Regions from separate parts of the Homo sapiens genome. Here regions 2 and 3 are each linked to region 1. The links are chromatin loops, found by intact Hi-C in ENCODE. Cell type or tissue: HepG2. All regions are shown on one strand.

Region 1 (8,000 bases):
TTAGCTAATTCCCAAAGAAGAGAATAACACATTTTAAACCATAAGCCTGTTTGACCATGCTAAAACCTTTTTTGAGCTATTCAGGATCATTACAACCCCATATTCTTTTGTGTATACTGTGCAAATGCAAAAAAAAAAAAAAAACCAAAACAATAAACAGGAAAAACATAAACACTGTGCTACGAAAGAACAGATACCACCTTTCAGAAGAGCCTTTCAGAAATTAGGTAAATGCTGAGAAGCCCCTGAGCTTGGGATTTTGTTAAGCAGTTGCCAGGGGACACTCTCAGTAAAGAAATGGTGAGTGATCCGGAAGCTTGAAAGCCGTGTCACAATGTTGTAGGCTGCCCGGCACCTGTGATTAAAACAAACAACAACAAACAAGAGTGGTAGGCAACATTTCTCGCTTCAGACATTTTAAAACCTCCCTAATGAGCAACTGCCTTTACCAAAGTCTCCTCTTCCTGGGGACCAGAAACTTCTCCCATCCTGCTACTTGAAGTGTGGCCCCAGGACAAGTAGTACTGGCATCACCTGGAGTCTGTTTGAAATCCGGGCTCTTAAGCCGCATTCCAGACCCACTTAACGTGGTGCCCAGGTGATTCACATGCACTGTGAAGTTTGATCAAATGCTCTGGATTGCCCCTAAACCAAAGCATCTCCATCAAGTTTTCTACCTTGTCCTCTGGGGCAAATAAGCAAGAAAATAATCTCTTTTCTCTCAGTTTCCTTAGGTTTTGATTTCTCTAAGAATAAGTACATTGTAATATGAGGAATTTGACATATGATCTAGAAATTAGATTGCTAGATTCAGCAAGTATAAATACGCAATACCCAGTACAGTATAATTTCAGATAAACGACACAGAATTTTTCAGTATAAGCATATCCATATGATATTTGGGACATACTTATGTTAAATCCAGAGCATGCAATATTTGGGACATACACAGACTTAAAAAATGTATTGTTTATGTGAAATTCAACTTTAACTTGGTTTAAAAAAATTCCACTAGGTATCTTATATTTTATCTGGTAAACCTATCTAGAAAGGATTGTTTGGGTTCCATATTTTCTGCTGAAACCTTCACAGGATTTCTCCTTTTTAGGCACTACAGTTGTGATGAGGCAATTGCAACATTTGAAAAGACCCCAGGGAGTTTGCATTAAATGCGTTTCACAAGAGTGAATGATGGAACAGAACACCATGTACAAAGACACAGTCATCCAACACCCAAGCACAAATGGCACAAGTTAAACATGTGACGGCTTGATGTATGACAGGTAATTTGTTTTGCACGTCCATTTCCATTTACATATGAACTTAAAAACTGTTTACATTGCTTTTAGGAGTTGCATTTTAATATGCTGGTATGCTATTTTTCCCTTCAAGAGAAAAATTTCATTTAAATGTGACTAGTTACTTGGAGAAAATAGGATTATATATTCAGGTTTTATTATTCCACAAAATGAAATTATTTTGTTTCACTTAGAATGCCTATGACGTAAACCACCCTTCACATCTATCCATCTCCACTCTTCTCAATTTAAATCAAATTTTAAAAAAGAAAGAAAAATGGTTTTTAGCCTTTTTTTTTCCCATTCTGACTCTTTTATTGCATCTTGGATATATTTGACCAATACAAGCATATTTATACTTCTCAATCCAAATTATAATCCCCTCTACCTATTCATTCCTAAGGTATATTTATTTCTTAGGACATCAGCAAAGAATTAAACAGTATTCTCAGATGTGCTGGTCATTCTCTCTGTCATGAGTTAACTTAATTGAAATTAGCCTAAAGATATTAATGTTATCTGGAAAAATGAACATGGGAGAAGAGTTAGGAAAATTTTGGAAAAAAATAATTGGAAAGAAGGTGACCCTTATTACCCAATATTAAAACATATTATGAAGCTACAATAATTAAAAACATTCAGTAATGGAGAATAAATAGGTTAATAAAACATAATAAAATATCCAGAAATAGACCTAAATATATATGGGAACTTAGTTTATGAGAAAGCTGGCATTTCAAATTAGTGAGAAAAAGAGGGGTTATTCATTCAGTGATATTCATACAAGTGGCTAACTGGAAAAAAAATCAGGCCAGATAGCTACCTCATTTTTTACCCCCAAATACAATCCTGCTTATGACATATTTACATGTGAAGGAGAAAAAAAAAAACAATTCTAGAAGAAATCTCAGCTAAATTTATTTATACACTTTAAATGAGAGTTTTCCTAAGAAACCTATAATCCAAAAAAGAAACATATATTTCTTTTATATGTATTAAATATATATATTTAATTACATAAAATGAAAATCTTTTGTATGAAAATAAATCACAGAGTGGGAAAACTAATAACCACAATATGCGGCAAATATAACAAATGGCAAATTTCTTTAATTTGCAAAGAACTCATACAAATCAGGTGCCAAATAGAAGAATGGGCAAAGGCTAGGGAAGCACTTTACAGAAAAGGAAATATAAATAGTGAGTAAACATATGAAAAGATGTTCAAACCCATAATTATGGAAATACAGATCAAAGCAATGAGATTTTTTCCCCCACCAAGCAGAGTGGAAATTTTTAATGTTTGATGATATCCAGAGCTGATACAGGCTTGGAGGAAATAAAGGGGGTCTCTCATACATTTTGCAGGGAGAGTGCACTTTTCTGAATGATAATTAAGCAAGATGTCTGAAAATTTAAAAAGCACATGCCTTTTACGTCACCTGTGCTACTGCTCAGAATCTATCCTATGGAGATGCTCTGAAATATTCACCAAGATATATGCACAAGGATGTTCATTTAAAAATAATATTAAAAAATGGGAAACCACCAAAGTGTCCATTCATAGAGAATTAGTTTTAAATTATAAGTCCACACAATGGGATTGTATGCCGCTATTTAAAAGTCATTAAAAAGAAAAAGGAGACACAACATGTTATCTGGAAAAGTTACCAAGATATATCATTAAGTTCAAAATGACAGCAACAAAAACCAAGTACAGAACACCATGACTATATGATCATCACCTATGTGAAATAAAAACCAACACAAATCCAGGTAGATACATCATACTTATATGTATCTCTGTGTGTACATGTGTGCAAGTGTGTGCATACACATGTACAAACATATATTCTGCCCCTACCCCAAGAAATTATTGGAAGGTGATTACAATGGAGATCTGCCCTTTTAATGTGGTGTCTTTCTGAACAATTCAATTTTTCTAACATTATAGCATCTGTAACTTTTATTTATTCATTGAATGTCTATAGAAGCAGAGAAAACAATGGGCCTTGTTTTCTATGGTAAATCCTGGTAAAACACTGCATTTCACATATAAAATAAAGAAAAAATCATTTTTGTGGCCTACCTCCAAATCACTTTCTTATTTTTCAGCTGATTACAGGAACTCCATGGTTTTGAAATTAAAAGCAGTTAATGCCCTTTATATTTGTATATTTAAGAGAAAAATTCCTGGTCTTGAATTAAAAAGCTAATTTCCAAAAGAAATGACAAAGAATCACCCAACCTCTCAATTTAAAAAAATCTAGATGAAAAGAGGTCACTGTCACCCAGAGGGGGGTTCAGGTTGTTCTGTTGGCATCCTTCAAGCACTTTAAATTATTAAACAAACTCAGATCTACAGCACTTTTCAAATCTTTCTGAGCAGTCCTTCAACCTAACAGTGCCCTCTTCTGGTTCCATAAATTACATTCACTGTGGTTCACTGAGGTAGAGAAAAAGAATAATTTATAGAAGACGATAGGAAAATTCGCATTGAAATCTGGGAGAAAAGAGTTGTTTTCCTTGTTAGCATATAAAAGCAAAAGTCCAGTTTAAATAAAATGTATATAATTATTACCTATTATACATGTACTATATATGTTAATTTGTGTGTATATATTTATGATATATGGTATACTATTTATATAATTTAATATATAAAATACATAGTATAAAAACTAATATCATGCATGATCTAAATAGTCCAGTTTGATAGCAGCGGCTCTAAGTTGGAACTGTTTTGATCTCAAGTCAAATATTTATTATAAATCTAAACTACCTGGGTTTGATTAAATTTTTATTTCCCATTTTATTAATAGGCATATTTAACTGAATTTACTAAATCTATAGCTATAAAACAAATTACCTTCAATTTTTATTCTCAAAGTTTTCAGTCTTGCAGAGATTTGAGATCCATGTAAAAAGGCAGTAAAAACGTGACTTCACTTTGAGAAATAGTCATTCTTGAATTTCACACTCCCTATCTTCACTCCAATTTTTTAAAAGAGTTTCTGACTGATGAATCTGCACTAAAAGGTCTTCTGCTGTCTAGGTGACCCACCAGAAGGACTGTACTCATGATGGAGAATGAGGAAACATTCCGAGGCAAGCCACTGGCCATTTTCAGATTTTCTAAACAGCGGCTAGGCAACAGCACCCCCTGCTGCCCCGCAAACTAACATGCACCTTCCACAGTAGGAGGCCCGGATGCAAGACGGGAAAGCAAGCAGGCTTCTCACTTACTAAGGCAGCAAATAATTTGTTAAGCGCATATTGTTACTAAGATATTGTAGAGGTGGGAGGTGGGGAAGAATCCACAGAGAAGTGGAACCCTCATTGTTGTCTCTCAAGGAACTTTCCATTCAGTTGGGAACACATATGACGTAATGAAACTCCTGAATGTAGGGCGTGGAGACATTGATGAGTTGGTGCTCGATCTGAGAAACAGTGGAGAGCCGCTCTCCACATTTAACCATCCCCAAATGGTGCCAGTCGTCTAAAGACATGCCTGAACAAGTGACAGTGTTTGACAGACCTTATATCTCCTTTCTATCACACCAAAATCTCTGTAGTGAGCTCAGGCAATGTTTTGACCTGCTGGTGTGCTGATGCACTTCAGGATAAAAAGAATTGGTCCACATTGTAGCAATAACTTCCAGGAAGAAACGAGTGGTAAATATCTTTTCTTTTTTAACCTAGATGTTAAGAAACCTTTCTCTCAGATTAGAGTGTCAACGGCTGGGGAAAAATATTTGAATTCCTAAATTGGGTCCTATGGAAGACATACGATTACACTCGGTCATCATGAGGCATTCTCCCCAGTACTTACTTCTGGATCGCATGTAGCAATCATTACAGTTCAGGAGACCATTTCGAATCCTAACATCCGTCCCACTCACTGCATCTCCAAGCTGGCCTTTACAAATTCCACACTATAGGGTAAAAAGAACAGACATCATAAGATGCATAAGGAATTGTTTCTTTCTAATGCTTAGTTACTGTTTATGTGAATAGCACAATAATCCCTTCTACAATCACCACATTTGTGGAGCATCTATTATGTGTAAGATGCTGCACCAGTGTCAACTTACAGCAAAAGCAAATATACAGTTAGCAATTTTAGCTTAATTCCTTGCATTTTACAGAGAAGGACACTGGTTCAGTGAGGTTTGTTGGCTTGTTCCTAGGTTGTGGAGCTGATAAGTGGTAGCAGGTTGACTCCAAAGCCTAGCGTCTTAACCTCTATCATACACCGTTTCTCAATCAAAATGGAAGAACCATTTTAAACACATTAAACCCTAGTGGCTTTAAATAAACACATGGCCAATGAGTTATCAATTGAAATGTGTCCATCAATAATCTTTAAAGGCTTGCCAGCATCGTTGCTAAGTTCTACCAGATCAAAATTTCTAGGAAGTACCTGTTCCATTTGTTTATTTTATTTATTTTTTAAGACAGTGTCTCGCTCTGTAGGCCAGGCTGGAGTGCAATGGCATGATCTCAGCTCACTGCAACCTCCACTTCCTGGGCTCAAGCAATTCTCCTGCCTCAGCCTCCTGAGTAGATGGGATTACAGGCGTGTGCCACCACGCCTGGCTATTTTTTTTTTTTTTTTTTTTTTGTATTTTTAGTAAAGATGGAGTTTCACCATGTTGGCCAGGCTGGTCTCGAACTTCTGACCTCAGGTTATCTGCCCACCTTGGCCTCCCAAAGTGCTGGGATTACAGGCATGAGCCACCGTGCCCAGCCTGCTGTTCCATTTTATATTTCCACATTAAAAGCAGTGATATTCAGAGCAACAAATCCACTGGGAATTTCCACCAACACAGGCTGAGTGCAGAAAGAGACTGTAGGATATACTTGGATGTTTGTACCAGAAGGGTAGAAAGGCAGTGGAAGTTGGTGTGGGTGCCAGCCTCTTGCAGGGGGACCAGGATCTAGCCCCTAATTCATGCTCTAAGGTGACCTGGGACAGAGTGAGGCTTAATCCAAATTATGTCATAAGCTGCCTCTACATTGCAAGAGTGGGGAATAAATCCAAGAGGGGATGTACCTTAAAGCATCAGGCCAGCTCCAGGAAGTGAATGATTAGAGTGAATAAAGGCCTTGAGAGTTAAGAAGGCAAGTCTCCTGACCCTTGAGAATCTGCAAAGAGCCCTTACCACCTTGCTTATTTCTAGTCCTCATAAAGTTTCTGAGAACAGAATGCAGTGTTCTCAGAATGCATATTATCTTGGCATAACTACAAATCTTAAAAAGCATATTCCTTGAGCCTCAAAACATCCCTAGACCATTTAGGACATACATTATCTAGGTTAATCTTTACAACGAGAATATTTTTGCTTGTCCTTTGTGGAATGGTTCTCTATAGAAATAAAATAAAACTTAGGAAACTCTGGTCTCATTCTAATACTTTTGATAAATGAAATCTAAAATAAGTATCTATGCTGTGTTTTGTCTATGATAAATCTTGCTTTCAAGTGATTACTGTTATTATTAAATTAGTAATTTGGGGACAACTTCACTGACTTTCTCTTAGCTTATAGGCAAAGTGGGAGTTATTTTAAACCCAGGCAAATTTACTTCATAGCCAAGGAAACTACCAACAAGAAATAAAAGAAAATCCAAGAAGGGAAAAGAAAGTATGTTAGGATTATGCAGACCAAGAAATTACTCCTCCTTAGAGACAGAGGGTTCGCCTTCAAAAATTATATATTATTTTGAAATGTGTCCATGAGTGGAAAATACAGGATATGCTGATATAGTCCAGCTTATAAATTTCATAATAAATCAGGTATAACTGGTTAACTCACCTACTTATTACCAAGAGATCTGGGACTAGAATCTAGAACTCCTCATTTTCAGTTTATTCACTAATTCATTCACGTAAAAATATTTATTGACACCTACTCTGCTAGGTAGAGAGGAAAGAATGGTAACCAAGACAGACATGGTCCCTGCCCTTACGGAGTTTATTAGAGGAGATAATATTTAAATAATCCAATAATCAGTAATAAGGACCAAGAAAGGTTCTATAAGGACCTATAACAAAGATAACTTAGTCTGGGTGGGCAGGGCAGCTTTTTTGAGGGAGTGATATTTAATCTAAGATTACAGACATATTCATTCTGAGACCTACAATTTTCTAACTAGCCACTTAATTGACAGACAATTTTCCACTAGGTCAAAGACTAAAACCCTTTCACATTAAGTCATAAGAGTTTAAGAAACAGCATAGACATTACATTCCAAATAAATCCACATGGCCCTAAAAGATTTGGAAGAGCATCATCCTCCCCAGCATCCCATTCTCAGCCTCCTGCTGGAGTATATGTTCTTTAGCAACAAAAACTGTTTTGTAAGGACAAATTGCACAAACCTTTCTGCTTCTTCTAATCTGACATCCCAGAGGGATTCGTGATAGGTGAGTTTCATTCTGAAGGAATGTCTATACAACCTAGACAGTGAGACCTCACAGACAAAGCCCTCCAGAATTTCCAAGAGGCATTTTTCAGCACGGAACGATGCCAAAAGACATCATGAAGTTGTGTCTGGAGAGCAAAGCAGTAAGTACGTACCCTGAAACACTGGATGTGAAAATAGAGATTGAGGGTCTCGATGATCATTGCAGCTCCTTTACCCAAAGGAAGCCCACAGGAAGAGCACAGCTTCTTTCCACTTATAGACCTAGGTTTAAAA
Region 2 (8,000 bases), 190 kb before region 1:
TGACTGTTCACTGAGAACAATTGCCATTTGGGGGTCTTTTTCTCCCTGGATAAGGTTGTAGTCTCTCTAGCACGGGCACCACTGAGCTACAATTGTATGTATAATTGTGTGGTATCTTAAAGGCATTTTCTGTGTAGTGTTTATCAGAAAACAGCAGAAGTATACCAGAACCAAAAATACTTTTCTTCACATTGTCAAGAGGACTTTCATGCTTTTCATCCATTCTTCAGAAAATGAAAAGCTAATGCCATGTAATCACAATTTCCTGGGATTCTGAAAAACCGTTAAAGAGGCACATTGATGGCCTCTGAATAGAAACACTGTAGCGCGTTTTGGATTGGCTCTGTTCTGGGGGTTCTTGACACTCATATGCTCAAATCAGAGTGGTCAAAGGTTTCTTTTGTGTCCAAAACACCCAGACGGTCTGATTTCAACCATGCATGTGCTTCTGGGTGAATGCAGATGGTAAGTTTTCTTTTTCTTTTTTTAGTGGGGAAAAAAAAAGAAACTTAATTAAAGCCCATGTTAATTATGTTGATAGTTGAAGCTTGATAATTATGAGAATTTCGTTTTGTAGGTATCTAAAATAGGGTGCTTTAAAGTTGTATTGTCAGATGAAGTGTTTTTCTTTCTGTGGTCTAGATTTATTAAAACCAACCAAACACCACATAAAGTTAGCTTTATTAGAAGCAGGAATAAACAGGAAGATTTCTGGCCATGTTAATATTTAATTTTAAGACAAAGTAGCACACCTGTGTTACTAAACACATTAGGCTGTATTTTAAAACCATGTTATGTTTCTTGAACCACTGGCACATCTTCCTCCTTCTCATATCTTCAAAAACATTGCTGCAGTGTGTGCTTGTATGTACTATCCTGAAGCAGTTTCCAAGAGCTGCATTGATTCCCAGGAAAATGGTTGTACAGAAACAAAACTGGCTCATGGTGTATTCCCAGGTACATTCAACAGCCAACTTAACGTATTACTACTTACTGTGTGCTGACCAGTGTGCCACAGAAACCCACACAGTGTCAGCCATAGTGATTAAACAAAGTGGCATGGGCAATGTCAACAGTCCATGTTTCTGTGTAACAGGACATCTGATTTTGGTTCTCCAAATAGGAAGTGGCTCTTCCTATCAAAAGGGAGCGTTTGCCTCTTGCAAAGATGATGAATTAACCTTGGCAGTCAGATGGGAGAGTCAGAGAGCTGCAGCCCCAGCAAGCCAGGCTCTGGATGAGTAAGGAAGTCCATAAGGACTTGAAACTAGAAGCAAGTATCTCAACTGCTAGGGACAAGAACAGCATGGATCACCCAGAAAAGGAGCACTGCAGGGCTGGGCATGCTCCCCGGCCACCTTTGAGAGGGTAAACTCACAGGATATTCAAGTTTGTTGTAAAGGTCTCATCTTAGATTATGAGTTCAGTTTTCAATAAAATTTTTTGTGCCTGTCTTAGTCTGTTTTGTGTTGCTATAACAGGATACCTGAGGATGAATAATTTATAAAGAAAAGAGGTTTATTTGATTCATGATTCTTGTGGCTGGAAGGTTCAAAATTGGGCAGCTGTATCTGGTGAGGGTCTCAAGCTGCTTCAACTCATTGTGGCAAGTGGAAGGGGAGCAGGTATGTGTGCAAAGAGACTGCATGGCAAGAGAGGAAGCAAGAGAGAGAAACAGAGGAAGTCATATGCTTTTTAACAATCCACTGTTGGGGAAACTAATCCATTCCCTGAAGGACTCACTCACCTCCTCAGGGGAGAGTATTAATCTATGTATGAGAGATCTGCCCCTATGACCTAAATACCTCCCACTAGGCCCCACCTCCCAACACTGCGAAATTGGGGATCAAATTTCAACATGAGTTTTGGCAGGGACAGACCATATCCAAACCATAGCAGTGACCTGCATTAAGTCCAGTGTCAAAGAAACCCTTTAACATGTTATATGCAGAAATGCAGATGTGGTTCATCTGGCATGAACAAGAAACTTTTTCTCAAAAGAATGAAAACAGATACATAGTCTTCTTTACTGAGTTGGGTAAAGCTTGCTTTGGTCAGGATATGCCACATATGAGTCTAACATGTGTGAAGAATCTTATATATTATCCTGAACGAAACAGTTAAATAATCATATTTTGGTTGTGTAGGATCCACCATGATTTTGTAAGAAAGAAATGAATAAAAATAAACTGAGAGCTGAGGTTTTCTGGGAAAAAAAAAGGCTTTGAATGATCCAAGTTCATAGATAAGAGATATTTACTGCACCTTTAATACGTGCAATGCTCTGATAGGTGTCACAGTGATAAGGGTAGTGGAAGGTGTGGAAAGGGAAAGGGGTTGGGTCTGACATAGGGTTAATTCTAATCCCCTACAACTTCTACACTGGTGAACAGCAATGCTCAGAAGAGAGATCCTGTGACATCCTAAAATGTTCTGTAACTCATAAGCAAGGCCATTTATCATAGGGTTGAAGTGCATGCTCTCTGGAAACTCATGACCTGGGTTTAAATTCCAGCTCTATCATTTTCTAGCTGTGTGACAGTTCTCAGCTGCCTCATCTTCACAAGAGCAATAGTAACCATACCTATTCATAGAAAAGGGGAAATTAAATGAACTTAAGTACCTGATGTACTTAGTATTATGTAAGTGTTCACTATTATTGTCAAGTACTACTGAAATTGACATTCAGCAGTCCATGTATTCCATTACACACTGTGTACTAATTCTTTGCAAATGATTAGCCTATGTAAGTTATATCAGCGACTGTAAGATAACCGAATTAGAATTCACAATTCCCCAGCCATTCTAGAAAAATGGAAATTTGCTGTACAAAGATTATGGCCCTGTCCTCATAATTGAGGGTATTCCAAGAATATCTGGAGGAATCTTAGAGTTCTGTTTTTTTATTGAATTTGACATATTATGAATTCAATTCTTATTGTTCATGGAATATAATTCATATTAATTGAAGAAAAATAATTCAGACTATGGCCTGAAATTACAAAAGCATGCTAACTTTCATGTGAGCTGACAGTTCTTGTCCACCAGGGGGCAGTCCACTCATTGAAACCAAGGACAGAAATAACTAGAATAAATAAAACCTGTAACTTAAAAATAAAACGCATTTTAAATAAGTTTCAGTTTCAATAAAACTTTTATAGAGATACAATGACATAGAAGAACCAGTCCTTGTTCCTGCCTTCTGGTAGACAGACAATCAAGAGACAGAATAAAGCAAAAGGTAGTACTAATCTACAATCCAGTCTCAGGGCCATCTAGATAAATGAGGGGCCTGGGGGCACTCTATGAAGTGAACTGAACCAAGGCCAAATTCACTGTACAGAACAGGATTTAAATGCAAGAGAACTAGTGACAATCAGAGGGAGTATTAAGTCTTCAATTACATAGATGTTCATCAAAGGGCATTTTATAATGCCTGCCTCCTCTAAAATGTGGTGAAAGCAGCAGTAGCTGTAATAGCAGAACTATGAGCTTCTCAGTTAAGAAATGCATCCCCAAGTTCAGGACTACTGGTCCTTATCTTGGCAAATCTAAAGGACTTCACATCCGAATAAATAAATGACTGTTTCATATGCCAAGAAATGACATTTAGCCTTAAAATAGATACATCCCACTGCCAGAATACAGAAACCATACTTCATGATAGAATAAAATCAAACATTTTAAACTCTGAGCTTTCTTTGCATCTTGGTGAAGCCGATTTGGTGGATTAGATTTTTCCTAGCAAGGAACTAAGGAACAGTTGAGTTCAAACATACTATTACATAATCTGCAATTATCCAGGAACCAGTGGAGTATAGTAGAAAGATCAATGACCTTGGTGTTAAAAGAGCCAGTCATAAATCTTAGTGTCTCTACTTTTCATTTATATACCCTTGGGCAATATATATGTAAGGGAGTTTTGCAAAACTATGTGGAGCACGATATCATACATTCACAAGGTTTTATTAATTACAAAGGACTTTTCAACACAGTGTTTCCTCATAAGATCTTCCTTAGATGGAATTTTGCAAGGGTTAAATGAGATAATTCACATAAAGCACTTGGAGGGTGCCTGAGAATCAGAATAAGAATGCAATGAATGGCAGTTATTATTAATAGTAGTAGTATTAGTTTGACCCTCATGCCAATCCCGTGTGCTAGAGATTGTCATCTCCACATTGCGAGATTTTAAACAACTGCAGCCCAAGAGAAATAAAGTGACTGGTCTAAAGTCACAAAACAGGAATATTAGAGCCTGGACTGAAGCTCATGCATGTTTTCCCTTTTCCAGCATACATTCAGGACACTATTTACAATGAGCTTGAGCAGTATCACAAGGAAGAGGGTTTTTTCCCTTTGAAGTGAAAGCCCAAGTGGATGCCCCACCATTGACTTTCCCACTCTTCTGGTCCTGGCCTCGTAGAGTCCCTGACCCCAAGAGCTCCTTCAATGCATCAGTATAGAACAGAGGCTCTTAACCTTCATTGCACATAAGAATGCTCTGGCGAGTTTTTAAAAGTACTGAGTCTCAGACCCCAAAGCAGTCTAATGAAATCGGAATGTTCTGTAGGACATTTCTTCCTCGTCCACTCTAGCCACAGTTACTATGCCTGAATCTGGAACTCAAAGTCATTTCCCCCAACTCCAAACACAGCACCCTTTCTGCTGCCACACGTGAACACTGTCAGCCCCAAGAAGGGAGCCACCAATTACAGAAAAACAAGACTTTAAAAAATGGAAGATGTCAAAGAGATGGATTGCCAGGAAAATATAAGGGGTTTAGGGGACAAGGTGCCTGAGGAGGGGTCAATCTAAAGAGAATGAATAGACATGCAGGTATTGGCTCACTTTTCCAGACATGGGGGATGCATGTAGCATGAATCATCCCCCTAAACTGGATACAAAAAAAAAAAGAACTAGTATACTGGTTGACTGCATCGTGTCTTTGTGGAAATAGGGCAGAATCAATCGGCATTGGCCAGGCTCAGTGGCTCACGCCTGTAATCCCAACACTTTGGGAGGCCGAGGCAGGCAGATCACCTGAGGCCAGGAGTTCAAGACCAGCTTGGCCAACATGGTGAAACCCATCTCTACTAAAAATACAAAAATTAGCTGGGTGTGGTGGTGAGTGCCTGTAATCCCAGCTACTCGGGAGACTGAGGCAGGAGAGTACTTGAACCTGGAGGCAGAGGTTGCAGTGAGCCAAGATCACACCACTGTATCCCAGCCTGGGTGAAAGAGTGAGACTCCATCTCAAAAAAAGAAAAAAAAAAAAGAATCAATTGGCATTCCAGGCAACTCTCAAATGAAACTTCCTTGATAGTGATTGCTATTGAACACAGATGTGTGCTTCTGAGGCGGAGAAGGGGTGGTAAATTTTTTGTACTTCATAAGAGTATAACAGAGTAATCAATCTGAATGTGAATGTCTAGTAGAATCCATTAACCAACATATTTTTACTAGTCAAGCTAATGGATATCCTTCTTAGCTCCAAACTCACCTTTGAGAAAATGCATGCCACTGAGGTCAAGTAATCCTGATAAATTGAGATCAGATTCATTGTCTAGATAACCATAAAATATGGAGATCTCTTCTCATGATCTTCCAATGACAGTCTACCAAGCCCTCTCCTTATCCCCCATCCCCAAATGCAGCAGGCACTGTTTCTTGCTGGCAGTGGGATCAGAACCACTGTCAAGAGATCAGAGGATTAGAGTGGCAAGCTCTGGTCAGAACAGTGAAGTTTTCCAGATGTCCAGGCTGCGAATGCTGGCAGGATTCTCACTTCTTTTCAGGGCTGATATTGGAGGTGGAATCCTCCTCCTTAATGTAATTTCTCCCCCAGATCTGGCAGCAAGTTCTCAAGTTTTGTCTCAAGTGGGAGAAGTCCAAGTTATGTCACTGTTCAAAAAATATTTATTTCTTCCCAAAACCCAACAAGAAAACTCTACTCTGTCGCCTCATAGGTATGTTTCCTTGCCCTGTGCCAGGCCTCAAATGTGTGGGCCCTTTTTCAGGTTGTAGTGCAGCTCCTGCTCGGCTTCTGGGGTCTGTAAGTTACTCTGTCTTGGGTTAGCCATTGCCTTTTTATGCAGAGTGCTGCCTTGTATGCGATCAGCTAGAAAAATCTTAAAAAAAAAAAAAAGGTTGGAGGGGGCATAGCATTCTCACTTCAGAGGGATAAAGACGAGAAGAACAAAAGTTTTAGGCAGATGACAATGGATCCTGTCAATTAGACTAGGTGAAGTTAAAGCAAATGAATGCTTTACTGAGGAAGATGGAACATGGGGAGGGAAAGAAAACGAGGCTGGAGGAATCCAACTACAATGGGAGTGACACTGATTATCCGAAGAGACCTTTAAGAGCACGTGCGCCAGTCCCAGCAATGCCCTGATAAAGAGCTACAATACAAAAGCCTGCGCCTTGCTCACCCAAGGATCACAAATAACCAGAATTCCCAGGAAAAACTCATGTTTCAATCTAGCAGGAGCCCAACTAAATACAACCAAATGCCAAGCTGGGCACTCTTCTGGGGGAAATCAAAGGGATGGGAACATGAGTGGCAAGAGGAACTCAGGGTCCCTTTTTAATGTCTCAATAGAAGAAAGGAAAAAATAGGCAGACCTAAGACACACCCTTGTTTTAAAATTTTTATCACAAAGGGCAGGATGGGATATGTCCATTCAGGGAGCATCACTTTGCTCCACTGGTTTCACCAGCAGGGGCTGCTTGTGTGTGCAAGGAGGGGCCTGAGATATATGGCTGTGCAGATCACATCATTTGTAGTGATTTATTGGTTAAGAAATAAAGCATGATGGGTGGGTGTGGCTACCATAGGGTAATCACACCCCCAGGGTGAGACTATACTACACACTACCAAATTCCCCCCAGGGGTGTGATTAGCTCATAAAACCCTGCCTCCCAGAACTGCCAGACTCTTTAATGTCATTTATTTATTAAAAAAGAGTGGGCCAGTTGAATCTGTTCCATACAGTGTGACTGTCACTGAGGCTGGTCTTTCTGTAAAACAAGAGAAACAAATAAATCCGAAGCCCAAGGATCTGCTATCTGCTAGTGCTTCCTGTTGAATTTTGAAATTCAGCCCGTGGAGACCAAAATAGCACAAAATCGACCTTACCAGTCCTTGTGGACTTTTGTGCTCAAGGCCAATAGCCATTCGGACTGGCCAGCAGAAAACTAGGAGATTTTATTGATTTCATGGTCTTTCACTTGCATAACATTATGTAGCCTTGGGGAGACGCAAACTAATAAAACATTTCAGGGCTGGTAATTTTTCATTTTTTGTGCTTATTTGTAAGACTGGCTTGAAGGATTTAAAGAATGATGAACTACAATAATGAAACTGGGTAAACTGAATAAAAGGCCCTTGGTCTGAACTCGTCATTCATTCAAAAGAGATTGCTATGGTTTATAACTGTAGCAGTGTTATATACAAGTATGGGACAGGGACTTAAGCTCTTCTAAAATAATTTTTATTATAGGCAGTTCTGTAGCCTCTATTTATTTGATTTTTTTTTTTTACCTTTAACACCTCAAATAATCTCTTTTGGGTCTCTTATTCTATTTTGCCCCTTTAAGGGATTATAAATATCCTTCTCCCTAATTGCTCTTTCTCCACCGTCCCACAGCTGTTTGCTTCATGTGAATAGGAGCAAAGCCCAAGGAGAGGACACCTTCACCCTCCAACCCTTCTGAGTAAAACGGAGATCCTATCCCTAAAGCAAGGCTCCAAGTCAATGGGCCTGTGCACAATAGAAGAACATCTGGCCTCGGGGACACGTTTACCTCTAGGCAAAGAGCAGGAGCGCAGTATTGAGTATTGTTGTAAACAATACCATTTGGAAACCTGGTTCCGCTCCTGTGAGTCCAGCAAACGCCTCAAAGACGCCCTTTTAGGATTTCTTTAAATTAATCTGAGACAACGTGGGAATACTCTCTATATAGTATCTAGCCTACTGGATATGTGGTTTTTGTTG
Region 3 (8,000 bases), 120 kb before region 1:
GTTTGAGTTCCACTACACTAGATTATGAGCTACTTGAATGTAGTTATTGTGCCTCATTCATCTGTATAATCTCTGCATAGGGCTCAGAGCATGGCATACAGTAGGCGCTCACTGAATGACTGCATGTCTGTATTATTAATTGGCCTTGACTGAAAAGATCAGTGAGGGCCCTATGACAGAGACTGTCAACTCTTCCCCAACAATCATTCTCTCTTCTATGGAGAAGTGGTAGAAATTTTAGCTCCAGGTGTAGTGCTGCTTAGGAGAAAGACCACATTTCCCAGCTTTCCTTGTAGCTAGGAGAGGCCAAGAGAATATTATGGTTAATAGGATGTGAGCAGAAATAGTGTGTGTAATTTTGACATTATGCTCTTAAAAAGAATCATCATACCCTTCTCTGCTCCCTTTTCTCATTCTCTGCAGACTGATATGCCAAACTATTTTATATTTTACTATCACAAAGCCAGATGCCTGAGCCACTAACACTAGCAAAGCATGTACTAACTCCACTCCAGCCTGGTAGCCAACTCTGTTGCTTCACAGAAACAGCACTCACTTGGGTCACTGATGGCTCCCCATCACTCTTAGGCTAACAGCCAAAATCCGTGGCCTGGACCACAAGGTCTTACCTCATCAGGCCATGTCTGCCTCTCCAAACTCATCCTGCCCTCTACTCCTTTTGGTCTTTCTGCCCTGGTCTCAGCTGGCCTTCTCTTGGTTCCCCAAATGAGTTTTGCTCTCTTCCATCACAAGGTCATTAGAGGATCTGTTCCCTGTCTCTGGAATGATCTTGCCCCACATTTTCACCGGACTGACTCTAGCTCATCCTGCTGTCCTCTCAGCTGAGCAACTCTCAGCTTAGCTCAGGTTTCCCCCTCTTTCTGATTAAGCAACCCCCCATATTTACATCTTAAAACTCTGCCTTTATCAAAGATGTTTGCCACTGACTTCCCAGTGCCTGGCAGAGTCTAGCACAAAGTGGATGCTCAATAAATATTTGTTGAATGAACAGATGAATAAATGAGTAAACCCAGGAGGATAATCTTTTCCTTCAACTGAAGACCAGGCAGAGGCAGGGGAGATGGAACGCATATGGTTAAAAGATTAAGAGAGGAAGGACTTTGTTTCCTAACAGTCTTCCGGAGAGCATCCTCCAACCATGATCTGGCTGGAGGAAAGTTAGCCAAGTGTGATCTCACTAGCCTAAGCCCCAAATTAAGTTGTTCTTGGCACTGTAGCCACCAGATCACAAATAGGTGGACTGGCTCTGCTCTGCGTAGCAGCCTTTCTTCTTTGTGCTATGATGAATGGGAGAGCACTAATACTTTTTCCTCTCTTGTTTGCAGGCTCATCTGCTTAAAAGCCCCTGGCCTGAGCTCCCCTGAAAGAGTCATGAGTTCTTACCCAACACGATTCCTCTTGCCTGGAATTGCTTCCTCCTGCCCGCTTTCAAAGTATCCACACCTATACTCTCTTCAAGGCCTGAGCTTGCTCTATCTCTTTCAGGAAGATTTGATGAGCTTCCCTAACTTGCAGTACCCTTCCTCCATTCCAGAACTTCAGGAGTTTTGTCGGGAGCATTCACTAGGCCCTCATGATAAGTGTCTAACAACATTATTTATTTTTATGTAACAACACTATCTCTTCAAATAGGATGTGCATTCATTCAGGACAGAAGTATGAATCTTTTATTCTTAGATCCCAACACAAGCGGTGCTGCCTAGTAAGCTTTGGTGAAGCATGAAGTGTTTAAGATGATGACGACATGAGGAAGCATATACTCCCTCTCACAAGACTATTGTCAAGTTGCTCGTCTGTAATCCTGCACCCCAGAATGAGGGTAAAAATAGAGTGCACATGGGTCTAAAGAAAATATTTCACTCTAAGATCAAAAGTCAAGTTGCTTCCAGCACATGATACCATGAGGTTCCTAATTTACTCCCAGCCAGATTAAAACAGCTGAGATCTGTCTGAGTGTGGTGGCTCATGCCTATAATCCCAGCACTTTTGGAGGCTGAGGTGGGCAGATCACCTGACATCAGGAGTTCAAGGCCAGCTTGGCTAACATGGTGAAACCCCGTCTCTACAAAAATACAAAAATTAGCCAGGCATGATGGCAGGTGCCTGTAATCCCAGCTACTCTGGAGGCTGAGGCGGGAGAATAGCTTGAACCTGGGAGGCGGAGGTTGCAGTGAGCCGAGATTGTGCCATTGCACTCCAGCCTTAGCGACAAGAGCAAGACTCCTTCTCAAAACAAATACAAAACAAACAAACAAACAAAAAAACCAGCTGAGATCTGAATCTCAAAATTGTCCAGGGCAATGGAAATTCTAAGTGAATTGAACTTCAGTTGTAGTGGAAGAAAAGAAATTTACCAGTTAAGTTAAGAGAGCATTAATCTCAGGTGCTATATATTTATTATGTTCTTCCGAGGCATCACAGCTCCTACATCTGACTACTTGATTTATTAATTAGAGAGACACTTGTGGCTTCTTTCTGAGAAAATATCAAAGCACATACGCTGGTATGTTCGTTTGCTTTTGTCAGTCCACTCACTCATCCACCCATCCATTCACCTATCCATCCATCTACCTATCCATCCATCCACTTATCCTTCCTTCCATTCCTTCAGCCTTCCAGCCAGCAAAGATATATTGCAAGTTTCCCATGTGCTAGGCACTATGCTAGGCATGTGATATAAGGACAGGTATTTAGTAACCACGTTAACCAAAATAATGGCTGTTTCTTTTGAAGGTTTACCATGTATTAGATACATACTTTGTGGTATTTAATCCTTACAACAACCCTAAACGTACAGGACTGTTGTATGCCTCATCTGATATCTTCTTGACTCATCTTTTTAGTCTAGCTGTTGCCATGACAACCAGTTTCCTCCAGGTATAAGTTGGCAGTACCTTGTTTCAGCTATACCACTTATCTCTCGCTTTCTGCCCTGGGGTTTCACTGCTTCTGCCAAGGATTTTACCTGTGGGAAATTGCTCAACTATTCTGATGTGTGCTCAAGCTTGAAAGTGTGGGGAAGCTGCTCACGGGACCCATGGAAGATGAGTGATGGTGGATAAATGCTCCCATCCTCTATCCCTCAAAAGGACAACTCAGAGGTCATCTACACAGCTCCTCAGAGGGTACCAGCAAGGTTGAGCTCCAGCTGCCCAGAAAGGCTAGCTCAATAATGTACGCTTATATTGACTTTCCCTCCATTTCCGTCTAACTGTTCCTAGTTCCACCCTCCTGTTTCCTGGGACCACTTCCCCCACGCCCCAACTACTTGCATGCACGTCCTTGGTCTCCAGCCTGCTCAGGGGGAGTGGGGACGGGGGAACTCAGACAAAAACAATTCATATCCAGATTTTGAATAGGACATCTATTTTCATTTACAGTTAAATAGTAAAATATAAAAATAATATTTTAATACATATATAACTCACGGTTAGGGAATGTAGTAGACTGAATGGCAGCCCCTAAAATGTCAGGTTCAAACAACTGGAATTTGTAAGTGTTATCTTATTTGGGAAAAGAGTCTTTGCAGAGGTGAGTAAGCTAAGGATTTTGCGATGGGGAGATTTTCCTGGATTATCCAGATGGGCCCTAAATGCTGTCACATACATCCTCTGATAAGATTCATGTGACGAGGCAGAGGGCGATTCGATACACATGGAATAGGAGAAGGCAATGTGACCACAGAGGCAAAGACTGGAGTGAGGCAGTCGGGTGGAAGAATGTCCGCAGCCATCCGAAACTGGAAGAGGCAGGGAGAGAATTCTCTCCTGGAGCCTCCAGAGGGAGCACGGCCCTGCCGAGACCTTCGTTTCAGCCGACTCACACTGATTTCCAACTCCTTGTCTCCAGAATTGTGAGAGAAGACATTTTTGTCATTTTAAGCCACCAAGCTTGTGGTACTTTGTTACAGCAGCTACAGAAAACTAATACAAGTCAACTGGGGCACACAGGAGTCAATTTGCCCAAGACCTTAACAAGCAGTAATTGGTGGAGCCAGGATTCAAACTTAGGTCTGTCTGATTCTGGCACCCAAATTGTTAATACTCTGTTTTCTCTCCAAAGAAGGCAAGATTTGTACTCTGGAGAGTAGATAGATGTCTATACAAGGAATCATAGCTCATATTAGTAAGGACAGTAATGGAAGGACGTGGGTGTCTGAAAGTTGGGCGCAAGGAAGGCTTCCCTGGGAAGATGTAATCACTGAGTGCAGTAAGAAACCCTGTGTGACATGGATGCTGCACTAAGCGACACACTGGATTCCCATCAGCCAATTTCAACCCACTCATTTCTTTTGTTAACTTCTGATGCCAGCTCAAAGCCACATCCCCACCAGGTCAATCCAAAATGTTTGTCTCAGTTCTCCCACACTGTTACCCAGGGTGGACTGAGGTAATTCTCCTCAGTTCTGGAGAATTCTCTAGGTCCCAACTAAAGTAAGACATTCTGACTCCAAAGGCCCGGAAGGAATTTATTGTGGACTCAAGAATTCCTTGAAGGGACACCCTCCATCAAAATACAGGGCCCGCCAAATGAAGCTGGGGACCCAGTGGAAGTATGTGAGGCTCCATTCTGGAATGGCAGATGAAGGACAACAGAAAGGAGGGACTGTGCACAGGAACAAGCCAGGAGTTTTGCTGGGTGTTATGGTTTGAAAGTTTGTGTCCCCTGCAAAATTCGTGTTCAAACTGAATATCCAATGCAATAGTATTAAGAAGTGGGGCCTTTAGGGGATGAATTAGGGGGTGAATCAGGTCTTGAGGGCTTCTTCCTCATAAATAGGATTAAGGCTTCCCACAGGGTTCATCCCTTTTGCTCTTTGACCCTTCCTCCACATGAGGATGGAGAACAAGGCGCCATCTTGGAAGTAGAGAGATGGGGCCCTCACCAGACACTGAATCTGCTGGTGGCTTAGTCTTGGACTTTCCAGCCCTCAGAACTGTGAGAAAAAAAATTCTGTTTCTTACGAATTACCCAGTCTATGGGTAATTTGTTATATGATATTTTGTTACAGCAGCACAAAAAGGACTGAGATAGTGGGTTTGTGTGTTGCAGATGTTAATTCCCTAACCACACTGTCTCTAATTTGGTCACTAAGCCACAGTAAAGCCATAAAAAATCCCATATATTACCACTTAGCATTAAATGTTTCACTCCTCCAATACTTCTGGAGCCACTTCCTCCTCTCTCCCAACAGTTTAACCCTGGATAAATTCCTTGAGTGATATTATGTGATAGGCTTGCCTGATCATTCTTGGGTACTGGGTTGGCCCTTCTGCTCTTTTATTCCATAAAATGTATCAAGCACCTTCTGTCAAGCACTGGGTAAAGTTTTGGGAATACAGAGATGACAGATACAATCCCTGGCCTCAGAGAGTTCACAGTCTAGGTGCAGAGACAGACGAATATACAACACTTACAAAATAATACTAAAGTCATGCTGTGGTAATATGGGAGAAGATGCCCAGCTTCATATAGAGAGCAAGGGTGTGGAAGGAAGGCAGAAGGAAGTGTGTGCAAGAATGAGAACAAGAGAGTGAGAGCAAGTGAGAGAACAATTGGGTAATTGGTAGGCAGTTCGTGTGGTTGGAGCTCAGGGTATGTGTGCATGCAGCTGGGAAGGTAAACATGAGAACCTCGTATGCCATGATGAAGTTAGACTTTATTATGAATGTAATGGTGAGTCATTGAAGGATTTTAAGTCAGAGAACTGACATGATCAGATTTACCTTTTAAATGATCGCTGTGGCATCATTGTGCAGAATGTATTGCAGTGAGGCCTGACTGGAGACAGAGAGGCCAGTTAGGGAGCTATGGCAGTGATCCAGGTAAGAGATGATGAAATGGGGATGAAAATAGGGGACAGATGCAAGAGCAATTTAGGATATAGAATCAGCAGGAGCTGGCCACAGATGGGCCCTGGGGGCTGATGGAGAAGGAGTTGAGGATGACTTCTAGATTTCCAGCTTGTGCAAGTTGGTGAATGGGTAAGAAAGTTTGAGGGAGAATAAGAAGGGGGAAAGAATGAATTGAGCTGGGGATAGTCCAAGTTTGAGAATATTTCCTATCACATAAGTGGAGATGTTTGGTAGGCAGGTAATTTGGAAATCAGTTCTAGACCCTCTTCTCTTCCCAGTCAATATTCTTTCCTTGGGTAGTCTCATACACTTACATGCTTCAGCTACCACCTAATTGCCGATAACTCCAAAGTCTTTAAATTCTGTCTCGACCTCTCTTCTGAGCTCTAGCTTCCTGGACCTAACAATCACCAATTAGGTATTTCTTTTATTTATTTATTTACTTATTTCTTTTTTAATTAGAGTCAAGTTGTTGCTTTGTCACCCAGGCTGGAGTGCAGTGGCATAATCATAGCTCACTTCAGCCTTAAACTCCTCGACTCAAGCAATCCTCCCAAGTAGCTGGGACTACAGGGAAATGCCACCACAGCCAGCTAACTTTTTTTTTTTTAATGAGGTTTTGCTACATTGCCCAGACCTCAAACTATCCTGCTGCCTTGGCCTCCCAAAGTGCTGGGATTACGGGTGTGAGCCACTGTGACCAGTCTAGGTATTTCCTTTTGGATATCCTATCACAGAGGTCAAATGACTGCATCTCATTACCAGGTTAATCCCTCTAAAGTTGTACTGTCCAGTACAGTAGCCACTAATAACATGTGGCTACTAGGTACTTGAAATGTGGCTAGTCCAGCAAAAAAGAAAAAGAGAGAGAGAGAGAATACAAGCCACAAACTGAGAGAAAATCTTGCAAAGAAATATCTGATTTAAAAACTGTTATACAAAATATACAAAGAGCCCTTAAAACTCAACAGTGAGAAAACAAACAATCCGATTAAAAAAATGGGTCAAAAACCTTCACAGACATCCCACCAACGACGATATACAGATGGTGATATGGTTTGGCTCTGTGTCCCCACCCAAATCTCATCTTGAATTGTACTCCCATAATTCCCACCTATTGTGGCAGGGATCCAGTGGGAGGTAATTGAATCATGGGAGTGGTTTCCCTTATACTGTTCTTGTCGTAGTGAATAAGTCTCACGAGATCTCATGGTTTGATAAGGGGAAACCCGTTTGGTGTGGCTCTCATTCTCTCTCTTGCTGCCACCATATGAGACGTGTCTTTCACCTTCTGCCATGATTGTGAGGCCTCTCCGGCCACGTGGAACTGTAAGTCCAATAAACCTCTGTCTTTTGTAAATTGCCCAGCCTTGGGTATGTCTTTGTCAGCAGCATGAAAATGGACTAATACAGATGGCAAATATGTATATGAAAAGGTGCTCCACATCCTAGATTACCAGGGAGATGCAAATGAAACACACCAAAATCCAGAACACTGACAACACCAAATGCTGGTGAGGATGCAGAGTAACAGGAGCTCTCATTGGTTGCTGATAGGAATAAAAAATGGAACAGCCACTTGGGAAGACAGTTGGATAGTTTCTCACAAAACTAAACATTCTCTTATTATACCATCTAGCAATTGTGCTCTATGGTATTGTACCAAATGAGTTTGAAGCTATGTCCACATAAAAACCTGCACAAAGATGTTTATAGCAGCTTTATTCATAATTGCCCAAACTGGGAAGCAACCAAGATGTCCTTCAGTAGGTAGATGGATAAATAAACTGTGGCACATTCAGATAGTAGAATATTATTCAGCACTAAAAAGAAATGAGCTATAAAGATTGAAAAGATATAGAGGAATCTTAAATTCATACTATTAAATAAAAAAGTCAATTGGAAAGATTGCTACTATATGATTTCAATATAGGACATTCTGGAAAAAAGCAAAACTATGGAGATAGTAGAAGATTAGCTGTTGCCATGGATTATAGGGGAGAGAGGGATGAAGAGGTGGAATGCAGGATTTTTATAGCAGTGAAACTACTCTGATTGTTATGGTGAATAAATATCAATATACATCTGTCAAAATCTATAGACTGTTCAATACCAAGAGTGAAC

Evidence for each region. Peaks named below come from ENCODE experiments on the same cell type or tissue, not always from the same donor. Only the 100,000 strongest peaks of a DNase experiment are listed, where the experiment ranks them.
Region 2: it touches region 1 in a loop (22-fold over the local background); 98 of 110 quality-filtered maps call a loop at or near these places.
Region 3: it touches region 1 in a loop (5-fold over the local background); 24 of 110 quality-filtered maps call a loop at or near these places.

What each region holds. Positions count from the first base shown.
Region 1 is chr4:41,689,515-41,697,514 of GRCh38, reverse strand. It overlaps LIMCH1 (LIM and calponin homology domains 1), which reads right to left. Exons shown (of 32, transcript NM_001330672.2): 30 at 7,880-7,988; 31 at 5,131-5,233; 32 at 1-355. The coding sequence ends at 330. It overlaps LIMCH1-AS1 (LIMCH1 antisense RNA 1), which reads left to right and starts at 4,718. Exons shown (of 3, transcript XR_002959789.2): 1 at 4,718-4,973. In HepG2, CTCF peaks have their summits at 3,698 (motif pointing left) and 4,458 (motif pointing left); a DNase peak (open chromatin) is centred at 4,444.
Region 2 is chr4:41,883,347-41,891,346 of GRCh38, reverse strand. LOC124900696 (a long non-coding RNA gene) reads left to right here and starts at 415. Exons shown (of 2, transcript XR_007058105.1): 1 at 415-465; 2 at 7,653-8,000. In HepG2, CTCF peaks have their summits at 3,047 (motif pointing right) and 6,727; no DNase peak of the experiment used is centred here.
Region 3 is chr4:41,810,559-41,818,558 of GRCh38, reverse strand. No RefSeq gene overlaps it. Among named protein-coding and RNA genes, the nearest start is that of PHOX2B, 66 kb to the right of the region's middle. In HepG2, a CTCF peak has its summit at 3,799 (motif pointing right); no DNase peak of the experiment used is centred here.